Linked DNA regions of Homo sapiens: regions 1 and 3 are each linked to region 2. A link is a contact called in ENCODE Hi-C or POLR2A ChIA-PET data. All regions are on one chromosome and are shown on one strand. Each heading gives the region's core, a stretch centred on a gene start or an enhancer-like site at or near the end of the contact. The rest is flanking DNA. Distances are from core to core; before and after follow the strand shown.

Evidence for each region. Hi-C counts contacts between places; a loop is a spot of excess contacts on that map. ChIA-PET counts read pairs that join two places held with the same protein, here RNA polymerase II (POLR2A). Pooled maps may share reads with other maps.
Region 1: a map of B cell shows a loop between it and region 2 (20-fold over the local background). The contact joins the promoter of DDHD1-DT here to the promoter of NAA30 in region 2. A Hi-C loop is called at or near these places in 2 of 168 maps with a recorded cell type or tissue (B cell and CD4-positive, alpha-beta T cell) and 7 of 50 pooled maps. POLR2A ChIA-PET finds 5 or more read pairs at or near these places in 2 of 52 experiments (T-cell and naive thymus-derived CD4-positive, alpha-beta T cell).
Region 3: a loop to region 2 is called in a pooled map, with 19 times the contacts of the local background. The contact joins the promoter of SLC38A6 here to the promoter of NAA30 in region 2. A Hi-C loop is called at or near these places in 6 of 50 pooled maps. POLR2A ChIA-PET finds 5 or more read pairs at or near these places in 2 of 52 experiments (Caco-2 and IMR-90).

The regions. Positions count from the first base shown.
Region 1 is chr14:53,151,162-53,155,604 of GRCh38, forward strand. DDHD1-DT (DDHD1 divergent transcript) reads left to right here and starts at 2,193. Exons shown (of 3, transcript NR_110062.1): 1 at 2,193-2,570. DDHD1 (DDHD domain containing 1) reads right to left here and starts at 2,162. Exons shown (of 13, transcript NM_001160148.2): 1 at 1,100-2,162. The coding sequence starts at 1,937. RefSeq lists enhancers at 918-967, 988-1,187 and a silencer at 2,008-2,337.
Region 2 is chr14:57,387,808-57,391,966 of GRCh38, forward strand. NAA30 (N-alpha-acetyltransferase 30, NatC catalytic subunit) reads left to right here and starts at 2,779. Exons shown (of 5, transcript NM_001011713.3): 1 at 2,779-2,898; 2 at 3,150-3,921. The coding sequence starts at 3,151. RefSeq lists an enhancer at 2,763-3,758 and silencers at 2,887-3,026, 3,157-3,306.
Region 3 is chr14:60,979,323-60,984,018 of GRCh38, forward strand. It overlaps SLC38A6 (solute carrier family 38 member 6), which reads left to right and starts at 1,923. Exons shown (of 16, transcript NM_153811.3): 1 at 1,923-2,060; 2 at 3,186-3,316. The coding sequence starts at 1,956. TRMT5 (tRNA methyltransferase 5) reads right to left here and starts at 1,757. Exons shown (of 5, transcript NM_020810.3): 1 at 1,641-1,757; 2 at 1-564. The coding sequence starts at 1,651. RefSeq lists an enhancer at 1,647-2,026.

The DNA of each region.
Region 1 (4,443 bases), core at 943-3,442, 4.2 Mb before region 2:
GGCTCTGCCGATGGTAAGGTCCTAACATACAGAAAGGAAGCTGTCATCAATCCATCTAATAGAGGGCAGAGTGTTGTATGGAGGATCTAAAGGTTGTCACAATCAATGAAGACATCTAAGTTAGGGCATTGGGCCCACGAAAATTAAAAGTGTATATTACATATTATAATACTGGTGGTCAGTAACTTCTGTGACTATTGAATATCTCCTATATATTACATACGTAATATTTGCTGCATGCACTGGCAGATATTTACGGTCACCTTCCTCCTATTCTAACTATAAACCCGTCTGTGTTGTTGTCTAATAAATACTGTTAACACTCATATCACACGTAAGTACCAACCATAGTTCCAAGCCCTTGAAGTATATTTTCTAATTTACTTTCACAACAATCCCGTGAGGTAGGTACAATTTCTCCCCTTTTACAAATGAGGAAGACGAGGCATAGAAATGGTAATTTTTCAAGGTTAAGATGCAAACACAAAAATATGTAAATGAGGACCTAAGAGACAGAATCCAGTATTCCACCGAGGGAGCGGAGCCACTTGCCAGAGCTGCTTCACGCAGTGCTTTCCACCTCTCCGAACACACCCAGTGGGAACAACCTATCTCCTTTCCCTCCAGGGATTCTTTTACTTTTCCTGAACCCATAACTAAGCTGTTGATTCTCGAGCAGATCCTCTCAAACCTTCCTACTCCAGAAGACGTGCCGCTATTTAAATCATAGGCTGTTTAGGGTAAATGAGACAGAACCAGATCCCCAGGTGGACAAAGCTGGTAGGATCACGAAATTAAACCTCGGGCTGCGGATCCGGTCCTGGATCACTTCCAGGGGATGGCAGCAGCACCCGGCTCACCCAGGAGGCGCTACCCCCGAAGGTATCCAGTCCTCCTGACCCCAGGCAGCTTGGGTTTTGCCATCTGCTCGTTTACCCTTCAGCTGCCGACGCTCCCTGCTCAATCTCCATCCTGCCCCAGCCAAACGCCAGGCCTCACGCGCCTCCCTCTTCGCGGCGACCAGTCCCAAACCCACACCGGTGCGCATCGGCCCATGCAGGGGCAGCCCGTCCTGCCCTAACCCCGGCCCGCTACTCACGGTTCCAGTACACCGGGTAGCACTCTCCTTGGGTCACATCCACCTCGTAGAGGCCGCCCCGCACGCACACAGGCTCGATGTTCACAAGCTCCACCATCTCCGGCTCGTGCCCCGTCGTACTCTGGCAGAAGCCGCAGGCGCGGTCCTCATCGTCATCTTCTCCGGAACTGGAGGCTGGGCCCGTGGGGGAGCACACATGGTCGCCGTCCCGGTCCCCGCCCTGGGGCCGGGCACCCGTGGTCTGCAGCAGGGTCCGGAAGGCGAGCTCGATGCGGAGCGAGTCGTAGCCGATGAAGGGCTTCCAGGTCTTCTTGTCCTCCTTGTAGAACCAGCGTACCTCCTCCGGGCCCAGCTCCGTCACTACCTCATAGCGGTGCCGGGCCGCCGGGCCGCCAAGCCGGGTACGTTTCCTTTCCCCGGGGGACCCTCCTGTCGCGCCGCCGCCCCCCGAGTTCGTCGGGACCAGCGGAGGCTGCTGCGGCGGGTGCAGCGACAAGGAGCTGCCGCCGCCGCCGCTCTCACCCTCGCTGTAGTAGCGCAGCGAGGAGCCCGACTCGGCGGAGCTGAAGTCATAGTTCTCGTCACTGAGGCAGGGGTCCAGCGCGAGGTGGTGGTTGTGGTCGTCGGTGCCCGGCGCCAAATGCAGCCCGGGTTCCCCGCGCAGCAGGGCCAGGGGCACGTCGCCGTCGTCCGGGTCCCCGCCGGGCAGGTGCTCGAAGCAGCAGACGCCGCCGCCGAACGCTGGCCTCGCGTCTGAGCCCAGCTCCCAGGCGCCGCCGCCGCCGCCTCGGCCGTTATGCTCGGGGCTCCGTGGGGACCCGCGGCCCGGGTAATTCATGCTGTGGAGACGCCGCCGGCTGTCCGGCGGCGCGCGGAGCCGTGACCCCCAGCGCTTCCGCCACACATTCAACGCCGCCGCCCTCTCCACCCGAAGTTTCTAATCTTTCAAATCCCGACCCGAGCTGCGGCGGCAGCGGCGACCGCTCCGCCCCCACGAGACCCGCAGCCGCCGCAGCTGCGTTCTGCCGCCGGCCCCATTGTCACGCAGCCCGACGTAGGCGGTGCTTCGGCCCCCGCCCCGCCCCCCGGCCGCGTGCGCCGCCCCGGAAGCCCGGGCTGCACCGGCGCCGCGCGCGGGGTTCCCCCCTGCCCCTCTGGCTGGGAGGGCAGGGTGGTGTCAGGTCGCCCGCCGCTCTTGGGCCTCCTCGGCTCCCTTCCTCCTTCCTTGCGGTCTTCATGCACAGCTGCCTCGGTCCCCCGCTTCTGGAATTCACAGCCCAGATGTGGATAGGCTTTACCCCACTCATCCTTACAATGTGGGTCATGAGCCCAGAGCCTTAAGCTACGTGTTAGGAGGGCCCCAGGATGTAGGATTCAGCATTGCTCTTTTTGACCTTAGGCCCTACTGCGGCCTCGCCTGGACGTTTTGTCACCTGGCCCTGGTGCCTCCAGACAGAACCAGGACGCATAGGTGGGTGGATACGAGGGCACTCCACCCCACACCCATCACTCACCTTGGTGTCACCACTCCCACTGGGAAACTGGAATCTAAACCTTGCTTCATATGCCATCTCATATTATTACTTATCTTTTGATGCTTGGATTTCCTGTTTTCTCAACCTCATTGCTAGGCCCTTGATGGAAACCAAGTCCATGTCAGCCTCTCCCACACAGTGGGTGCGCAATCAGTCTTAGTTGATTATAATGATGTCAAGTCCAACCAGCTGTGGTAAAGAGTGTTCGATTGAGAGGTAGAAAACAACCAGGTTCTAGATTTAGCTTTGCTAACCATCCACAGGCAAATCACATAATCTTCCTGATCTTTTTGGTTTCCTCATCTGTAAAATTAAGATTCTTGGACCAGATGATATCTAAAGTTCCTTCTAGCAATGGAATTCTATGAACTTTAAGGTTTCTTCCAGATTTTTATGCATCTCTGATTCTGTAACTCATATTCTGGGATCAAGTTGAATACAGAGGCTCCCTTATGTGGGTCTTTTTTATTTAAAAAAAATTATTTTGTAAGCACATCACCCTATGTTGAGAATCCAGAGAAAAACCATCTCCAACCTCAGTGTTTTCATTTTAAGAATAGACAGTCTTCACTATTTCTTTTACTCTCTGGTGGAATCAGATTGGTAGGGCAATTTTTCTTGCTCCTGAGATGTAACCTGTCAGACATTATTACTCTGTCATTATTTAAATCAAGACTATCTGAAGTTTGTACAGGGCCTTTGTAGGAATTTGAAAAAAGGCATTGCTTCCTGTGGGCAGATACAGAGCGGTGTTGGAGTTGATGGCTTGTCAAGTAGAATACAGGCTGGATTTTCTGCCCCAATTAGTGCCCTTAGCTGGTTAACCTTGTGCAGTGAACAACCTATCCAACTGTATACTGCAGCTCTGACTGAAAGCATCTAAGATCAGGACCCTCTTTACCACTCAAAAAAAATTTCTGAGTGCCTGCTTCCCAGTTGCTCCTCCAGTATTTCTATTGACAATATGCAGCATATGATATTGGGTATGGGCTTTGGTCTGTTTACTAGCTGTAAAAGCATTCATTCTACAGGGTTTGAATAGGTGTCTGGCCACCTATATGCCAGGCACCTCTATGCTAACTTCTACTATAAGAGAGAATGGGAGAGAGTTCTTTCTTTCTTCAAGGAACTTACAGCCTAGAGGGGGATACAGACAAGTAAACAGATACATTATATTATAGTACAGTATGAAAAGTACTATGAAGGGGATTATAAATAAGGAATATCACAACATTTAAAATATCTCTATTCCTTTATGTTTCTTGATAGAATGTAGCCTAACTATATAACTATCTGGTCAGATTATTTTGGCCAGATTTTAACTCTTGACTACACAATTTCCGTTAACATTATCCTCTGTTAAAAAAAAAAAAAAAAAAAAAAAAAAAAAAAAAAAGAAGTACTAAGGCCGGGCGCGGTGGCTCACGCCTGTAATCCCCGCATTTTGGGAGGCCAAGGCGGGCAGATCACGAGGTCAGGAGATCGAGACCATCCTGGCTAACATGGTGAAATCCTGTCTCTACTAAAAAAAAATACAAAAAATTAGCTGGACGTGGTGGCGGGCACCTGTAGTCCCAGCCACTCGGGAGGCTGAGGCAGGAGAATGGCGTGAACCCGGGAGGCGGAGCTTGTAGTGAGCCGAGATCACGCCACTGCACTCCAGCCTGGGCTACAGAGCGAGACTCCGTCTTGGAAAAAAAAAAAAAGTACTTTCTGCTTTGCATTGAATGAATGTTTCTATTACTTTTAAGTGTGCTTATTTGGTTATTTTGAGAAGATTATCCTCTTGTGGTTCACTGGGGAAATGCC
Region 2 (4,159 bases), core at 1,529-4,028:
TTGTTTTTTCAGAGTCTCATAATAGTAAATATGTCTAAAGCATTAGAGTGAACTAATCCTATTTCTATGCCTAAAATAGTGCTATCATCCTATCAAGTAAACATGAATCAAATAGAAAAGATTTCATAAGTTATAAAGGCAATTTTTTTTAGAGATGTCATCTGATTTAGAAGGCCAACATTGTAATTTTAATACTGGGATATAAAGAAAAATCACTGGGGCTGAGACATTAGAATTACCCCACTAGTTATTGAGGAGGTCAGAATTTACTTTGTCATTATAAGCATTCTAGGTTACTGAATGAGAGACTGGTGTACTTCAGTCAAAAAGCTTAACAATTTCCCTTTTATGTGTTTGATATGTGAATACAAAGTGACTAACATTTACTCCCTGGCCTCAAGAAGGTCCTTACAACTCTTGACTTTCTGAAAACCACTTTGAGACAACATCTGGTCAGCTCCTCAGTGTGACAGAGCTCAATGCCAAGTTGCAACACAGAAAGAACAGGAAGGCCTGCTGCCATTCATTCACTACAGTGAAGGTACATGCTTTTTAGGAAGGGCTTACATTTAAAAGTAAATTACTGAGAGGTATTTTTCTAAGTAAAATTCACCCTTAAACATCTCTTATGGAATTATCTGGTGCCTCTTGGGCCAGTTTTTCCACCATGATTTGAACAGATCATTGTTTCATTGGCTGACTACCCAGGTTACACTTAGAAACTTTGAAAAACATGTATCTTTAAACAATGTATGCACATTTGGAAACATGGTTTTGTTTTGTGCTTTTTAAAAGACAGAAAAGGGATCACGCTGTACTTATACATCTCATTTATATCCCCCACACATCAAGGTGTTTAGGAGGTTTTCAATGTATCTGTAGCAAGTTATACATTCTGAAAATGGCCACAGCAATATTTCTGGTCCCATATGCTCTTTGAGAACCTTGCCTCTCTCCACCAAGAGTAGAGTCTATTTCCCCTCCTGTCAAAACTGGATATAATTTTGTGTCTGCCTAGATACAATGCAGCAGAACTGACACTACATAACTTGTTTTTTGTTTCTTTTTGATGAGAGGGAGTCTCCCTGTGTTGCCCAGGCTGGAGTGCAGTGGCGCAATCTCGGCTTACTGCAACCTCCGCCTCCCGGGTTCAAGTGATTCTCCTCAGCCTCCTGAGTAGCTGGGACTACAGGCATGAGCTACCACGCCCGGCTAATTTTTGTATTTTTCGGCAGAGATGAGGTTTCACTGTGTTGGCCAGGCTGGTCTCGAACTCCTGGCCTCAAGAGATCCTCCCGCCTGGGCCTCCCAAAATGCCAGGATTACAGGCGTGAGGCACCGCACCTGGCTAGAGACTACATGACTTCTAAGGCTAGGTTATAATGGGTAATATGCTTCTGATTGACTTTCTCGCACGATACTTGCCGTGGAACCCAGCCACCAGGCTGTGACAAAGCCCAAACCAATCAATGCTAAAAGACCACCGGGAGAGGTCTACATGGACTAGAACTGAGGCCTCCAGCCTTTATCCTGCATCAACCATCAGCGGTGAAAGTGAAGTTTTCAAATAATTCTACTCCTCAGCCTTAGAGTCTTCCAACTGAAGCTCTACGCATAATGGAGTAGAGAAAAGCCATCCCAGTTGTGCTCTGTCTGGATTTCAGAGGCACAGAATCTGCGAGCATAATAAATACTTTATACATAGAGTTTAGATTACGGCAAAAAGTTGCAAACGTGTTCCGTCATAGAATTATATATTGAAAACGTCCATCTGCGGCACACCAGACCAGCTCTATAAATCAGGTTTTTAACAAAACCGAATTTGTTCAGTGAGCGGGTGAGTTACACTACCTGTCTCAGCTCAGACCTGCCGGGAGTCAATTGTGGACTAGAGCAGAAGGCGCCCAGCCACAAGCTCAAGTTCTATCCCCTTTGCACTCGATAGGCAGATCCCCTGGGAGGATCAGGCCACCTGTTTACCAGTGCTTCCTAACCTATTTGTGTCACAAGTTTAGGAGTGTGCTTCTTAGCCCTGGTCACTCTCTTTCACCACCTCTCTCTAACCCTTCCCCAGGTGTGCTAGCAATTGCCCAACACCTGTCAGTCACTTTTGCCTCCAATTTTACTGGGTGCGAGGAGCAGAGTAAGGAGGGAGAGGAAGAGGGCTGACTCCCTTGCCTCAAAGTGGCAAGGGCCAGCTGAACTTAATTCACACTGCAAACCACCACGTTTCGACAGCCATCCCCATATTTTCACAGCTCAAATCTTCCTTTCTTTTTCGGTCGGCTTCTCTGATTTGCTCCATTTTTAATCGCTCCTCCCCCATCCTCCTTGCCCCTGGTCAGGGCAAACATTAAACGCTGTGCAGCTTTAAAAGGGCATTTTTAGGTGACTTGTAAACGGCTTGTTCCACAGGCCCCGAATTGGCGAGATTCGCTACAGCTCGGAGTGCGCGGTAGACTTTAAGCAGGGAGCGCCTGCCCGGTCCATCCCTCCCCGGCCCCGCGTGGCAAGCACCGCAGGTTGAGGCGCCCCCAAACCGAGGAAGAGGGTTTGGGAGCCTGTGACTCCAAAGCCCTCTGCAACTTCCCGGCCCCACAGCCCCACCCACTAGCACGCGGCCTTCCCCGCAGCCCGCAGGAGACACCTTTGTCCCCGCCCCTCCACAGGTCACCTCCCTCCACGCCCCTCTCTCTTGGCCCGGGCAGCCGGCAGGCAGGGAAGTGTCGTAAAGCCAGGCCCAGGAAACTTTACCCGGCCTAACAGCTGAGGCGCTTTACGGCGACGGCGGCTGAGTGAGAACCTTGGCGGCTGTGGAGGCTGCCGCGGCTGCGAAGGAGGCGGCGGCGGTGGCGGAGGAAGAGGAGTGGCGGCAGCGGCGGCGGGGACCCGTGCGGGGTGAGCCGTGAGGAGGGGCCGCGAGTGACAGGGCTGGCGGGTGGGCCCGGGCGGACGGGGACGGTGGCCGGCTGAGCAGCTGGGCGGCGCTGAAGAGCGGGGGGGTGGCGGGGAATTGGGGGGCAGCTCCGTGAGGGACGGTTTCTGCCTTTGTTCCCCCCACCTCGGCCGCCCCCCATCCGTCGCCCCCTGTTCTCCGCGCTCCTCGGCCGGGTTTCATGGCCTCCCCTCTCGGTCTGTGTCGCTTCTAGGATGGCGGAGGTACCGCCTGGGCCTAGCAGCCTCCTCCCACCACCAGCACCTCCGGCCCCGGCGGCGGTCGAGCCCCGCTGTCCCTTCCCGGCGGGGGCCGCCCTCGCCTGCTGCAGCGAGGACGAGGAGGACGACGAAGAGCACGAAGGCGGCGGCAGCAGGAGCCCGGCGGGCGGAGAGTCGGCGACGGTGGCGGCCAAGGGGCATCCGTGCCTCCGCTGCCCTCAGCCGCCGCAGGAGCAGCAGCAGCTCAACGGATTGATTAGCCCCGAACTGCGGCACCTCCGGGCGGCCGCCTCCCTCAAGAGCAAGGTCCTGAGCGTAGCAGAGGTGGCCGCGACCACAGCCACCCCTGACGGAGGCCCCAGAGCGACTGCAACAAAAGGAGCCGGGGTACACTCGGGCGAGAGGCCCCCTCACTCCCTCTCTAGTAATGCAAGAACTGCGGTCCCCAGCCCGGTGGAGGCAGCGGCGGCGAGCGATCCCGCGGCGGCCCGCAATGGACTGGCCGAGGGCACCGAGCAGGAGGAGGAGGAGGAAGACGAGCAGGTGCGGCTGCTGTCTTCGTCCCTGACCGCCGACTGCAGCTTAAGAAGCCCTTCGGGCAGGGAGGTTGAGCCTGGGGAGGATCGGACGATACGATATGTCCGATATGAATCCGAGCTACAAATGCCCGATATCATGAGACTGATCACCAAAGATCTGTCCGAACCCTACTCCATTTATACCTATAGATATTTTATCCACAACTGGCCACAGCTGTGCTTCTTGGTAAGTGGATAGAATAAAAAGAGGGTGAACCCAGCAGTGATCGAGACTGTGCGGGGCAGGGAGTGAGGGCCCAGAATGTGGCAGTGGATATCTCCTGCTGCGTATCATAGTACGTTATATGATGTCAAGTGCTGTACACATTCCTAGTTATTTAATGAAATTGTTTTGAAGGTAAGACTTCATGATTCGGGTTAACGTGATACTAGTGTAACTGCAGCAAGCCTGTATGGTGGCGTGT
Region 3 (4,696 bases), core at 673-3,172, 3.6 Mb after region 2:
TCAGGAAGCACAGCTCTCAAGATTTCTTCTGACTTAAAGTGTTCATATGTTAGTTCCAAATTGTATTTAGAGATCTGTGGACTGACATTAAGCTGCTCTAAAACACTGAGTTCTGCTTTCTCAAAGGAATCATGAGTAAATATTTTATAGGGATCCAACATGATTAGTCTACTTTCTTTATCTTCCGGATCTTCAATCACACGTCTTATGCCTGGGCGCTGCAATGCTGCCCTTTTTAGGGATCGCATCAATTTACTGACTATTTCTTTCCTCACTTTAAGCACTGGAATGTTGACTGTCTTTTTAAAAGCTGTTCTATCAAGTTTTGTCATGCCTCGGACATCAGAAGGTGGTGAAAACAATTCAGTCTCTCTCTCATGTGTTTCTGTTTCTGGCATGGTTGAGAATCTTTTTCTTTGACCCAATAAGAAAATACCAGGTGCTTCCAAAAGCATCTGTGTCAGGGATGTCCAAGCTACTGGAATCAACGATTTTGATTCAGTTATGCTATGGCTTTCCAGTTTCAGAAATCTTCCTGAGAATCCAAATGGCCTCCATAAGATCCTTAAAAAAAAAAAAAAAAAATTCACACACGACAGCTTTTGAGAATAAAAATCTAAATTCTACTATCTCAAATAACGGGCTAAATGCTGACAAATAAAACGTTTAGTGATGTGTGGGAAGTATACTATCTTTTCCAGACTAGGATGACTTCTTCAGGAAGTCGTATTAGTGGTAGATAATAGTGGTATATATTAAATTTACACCTTCAACCCATCTGCTCCCAGTTCAGAGGGCTTAGTGATCCATTAGCCATACTCAATGATCCTCTTCACCCACAATTTTCTAGATAATACATTTGGGATTGGAAGACTGAAGTATGAGTTAAATGGTCATCTGTAAATGAAATAGTCATTATACATGACCATTACTAGTGGTGATATTTATTAGGATAGTCTCATGGGTGCTTATTGTGTCAGATACTGCGCTAAATGCTTTATGTACATTATGAATCTTGGGAGGTGTGCAGTATTGCACCCTCATTTTGTAAATAAGTAAACTAAAGCTCAGACGTAAGGTAACCCACCCAAAGTCTCCCAGCTGATAAGTGGCTAAACATGGATTAAAACCTAGTTTTGACTGACTTCGGTGCTTGTGTTCTTAATATATTGCTCTGTTGTTTGTTTTCGATGCTTTACTGCCACATGTCCTGCCTTTAACTAGAGGCTTCTGTATTTTGAGGACGAGAGCTTTGCTGATTGTTATATGCATAGTATCAGTTATTCACTGTCTTCTAAAATACCAAAGAATTTACTTGTAAGGGGAAAGGGCCCTGTCCCAGAATCCTGTAAAGCAACGAAGTCTAACTTCACCGTCAGAGATCAAATTGGTTCTAGCAGCTGACCAGCTGGGTGACCCTGGATAAATTACTATAAGTCTCGGTTTTCCCACCAGTAAAATGTGGCGAAAGGCTTTTGAAACATTCCTTACTATCCAGAACCTCGAAACTAAGCTCAGCACCTAGGCGGGTGGGTGACCTCGCGATGTTTCTGTGCCCAGGCAGCACATGGCAGAGAGCAGCCCTGGGCGGGCTGGTACCTCCCCTGGACCATTAGCCCCTAACGCGGCCGCCACCTCACCAAAGCACCATTCCAATTCCCCACGTCGCTCTGCAGCTGGATCCGCGAGCCGACCCCTCACCTCCCGCTCCGGTACCGATCGGATGTGGGTCGCGGGTGGATGGGCGGGTCTTCTATGACATCATCACTGTTCGCCGCGAAGAGGGCGCGCGTCATCAGATCAAGTCGACTCGCTCCTCTCCTTCCAGGCCCTGGTGAAGTACGGAATGCCGGAAGGGCCGGGCTCAAAGCTCCGCCTCTGGCGCGACCGACGACTGGAGCGCAGGGCAGGGGTAGAGGCTCGTAGATGGAACTGGTAGTCAGCTGGAGAGCAGCATGGAGGCGTCCTGGGGGAGCTTCAACGCTGAGCGGGGCTGGTATGTCTCTGTCCAGCAGCCTGAAGAAGCGGAGGCCGAAGAGTTGAGTCCGTTGCTAAGCAACGTAAGTGGGCTGTGTTCGCTTCCCCGCGCTGACGCCCTCCGGCTTCCCTCAAGTGCCTGCCAAATAAGACCCAGAAAAGGAGGACCGCACCGGGACAGGGGAGATGCTGGAGCCTGAACCCTGGGGGATGGGGTCTGAAGGCAGCCGCCGAGATTCAGATGAGATTGGCGCAGTTATGAACGTGATAGCAGCCTAGCATACTCTAGAAAGAAAAGATGAAAAGCGTCGGGTGGAAGAGATGCAGCGTTGAGTGGAAGCTGCGAACATGATGGGATGAGCGGCCCTAGGATTATGTACTCACTGCTGTTAGTTAGTATTTTTGTCACCTTATTTTCTCCACCAGTCTCGTGAGGTCTTTGCAAGAGTCACAGGATTTTCCTCTTCCGACTTAGTCATGGGGGGAGGGAAAATAATAAACATTTTAATACAGAAATTCTTAGCGGTAGAATGGAAGTGGCTTGGTAGTAAGTGCATAGCACGTTCCTGACCCTAAAGCCTGTGCAGTGGGCACTCCGCTTTTTAACTCGAGTCCTAGACACTGTTCCCAGGACTTTGTTCCCGGTGCTGTTTGTGGGGAGGGGGATGTTTTCAGGGATACTGCCAGAACAACGTGAATTGCTTCTGTTTATAATATTGTCATTGCAAGATATTCCTGACCATCCTTCCAGTTTGGTAGAACTAATTCATTAGATATATAAGTAGAGATTAGTTGTGCAGTCCTAGTAATTGAGGAGAAACAACTGCCCACAGCAGTCCCAGGTTGACTCAGCAATTCTTTAGTAATCACATGAGCTGAGGCCTTATCCCTCCTCTCTCTCCCCACTCCATTCCCATCCTATCTTCATCTCTTGCAGTCACAAGGTTAGTCATGGCCCTTCCTGAACTCTGCCTGTCTTGTGTACTGGTGGAAATCATTTTCCTAAGAAACCCTAGATTCCTGGAGCTGCAGTAGTGGGAGGTGGGAAGGAAAGGAAAGGAAATTAGTGTTGGTTAAGCAACGAGTGTGTCATACAAACCCTGGTGGTTTGCAGCTTTTTTCCATAATCTTTCATTTATGGAATTTCTTTACGAAATTTTAACTTCACCGTCCAAACATTTAACACTACTAAATTTGTGTGCTTACAGGAACTTCACAGACAGCGATCCCCAGGTGTTTCATTTGGTTTATCAGTGTTTAATTTGATGAATGCCATCATGGGAAGTGGCATCCTTGGCTTAGCTTATGTTTTGGCTAATACCGGTGTCTTTGGATTTAGGTGAGTCTTCATATTTTAGCATCAAATTTTTTTTTCCATTTTGATAATATACGGAGAAGTAGAGAGATAGATTCCAGAAGCTGCTATTATACAATTTCTAGTTAGTTATTTCTGGGGTTTTAGCATTTTTCTTGTTATTCTTGTTGCTAGTGTGTACCTTGGAGGGCTACTACATAGCTTCTTAAATACACAGAAGTGTGACTAGTTTTTAAAAATGGGAACTTGATCCACATTTCATTTATAATGAAATATGACACTTAAGAGTGGCATATTCATTGTATCTCCTTGGCCAAAGTGAATCAAAGCCATGCAGATTAACTTCCAAATAGCAATTTTGTGAGTGCAAATACAACACATAATCTTTTCATTCCTCGCTGTCTCTTTGTATTGTTAAGTAGTCTTATTTCACTTTCAGAGGCCAGACATGTGTTTTGTGCCTGTTCTTTTTTATGTTTCAGGACTTAGCTTGTAGGCCAGTTTGCCCAAAATAGAAGACAATCCTGGATATTCTGTGCTTTCATAGTACTTTGTATATTCATTCTGTTATTATAATTGTTACAATGATATGTTTGGAAATTAATGTTCCCACTAAACTGAAATCCTTTACAACTGGAGGTCAAGGCAGGCGGATCACTGGAACCCACGAGTTTGAGACCAACCTGGGCAAGATGGTGAAACCCCATCTCTGCCCAAAATACAAAAATTAGCCTGGTATGGTGGAGTGCGCCTGTAGTCCTAGCTACTTGGGAGGACTGCTTGAGCCTGAGAGGTTGAGGCTGCAGTGAGCCATGATTGGGCTACTGCACTCTAGCCTGGGTGACAGAGTGAGATCCTGTCTAAAAAATTTAAAAAATAGAAAAATCCTTTATAACTGGACCTTATTCTTAGCATCTAGCACCACATGGCTAATAGAATGAATTAACAAATTGGCTTTGTCAGTAGAAGCAGATCTATTTACTAGGAAATTTAAAATGCCTAGGGAGTCTCTTTTATGTTTATTTCCTGCTTTTATTCCAAATTTTTTGATAAGCAAAGCAACTTTTAAGTAACCCAACTTGCTTTTATTATGGAATGTACTCACAAACTTTCATTATTTTTAAAATTAAAAACTATATGTGACACCTTAAGCAAGACATAGTCAGAGGACTTTTTTTTTGATTCTCTTTGAAAAATCATAATTTATGCACCAGGGTCTTACATGCAGATATATACTGCTGAATGTGTGCTCACCCAGTCATAGCAACCATCATTTTTGGTGATGCTAAAGTGTTATTTTGTGAAGTTCCTGATGTCAGTTTAATGACATTTGTACTTTTACCTCTCAATTTTATTTATTAACAAGTATTAACTGGACCACAGAGAGAAAATTTCTTCAATGAC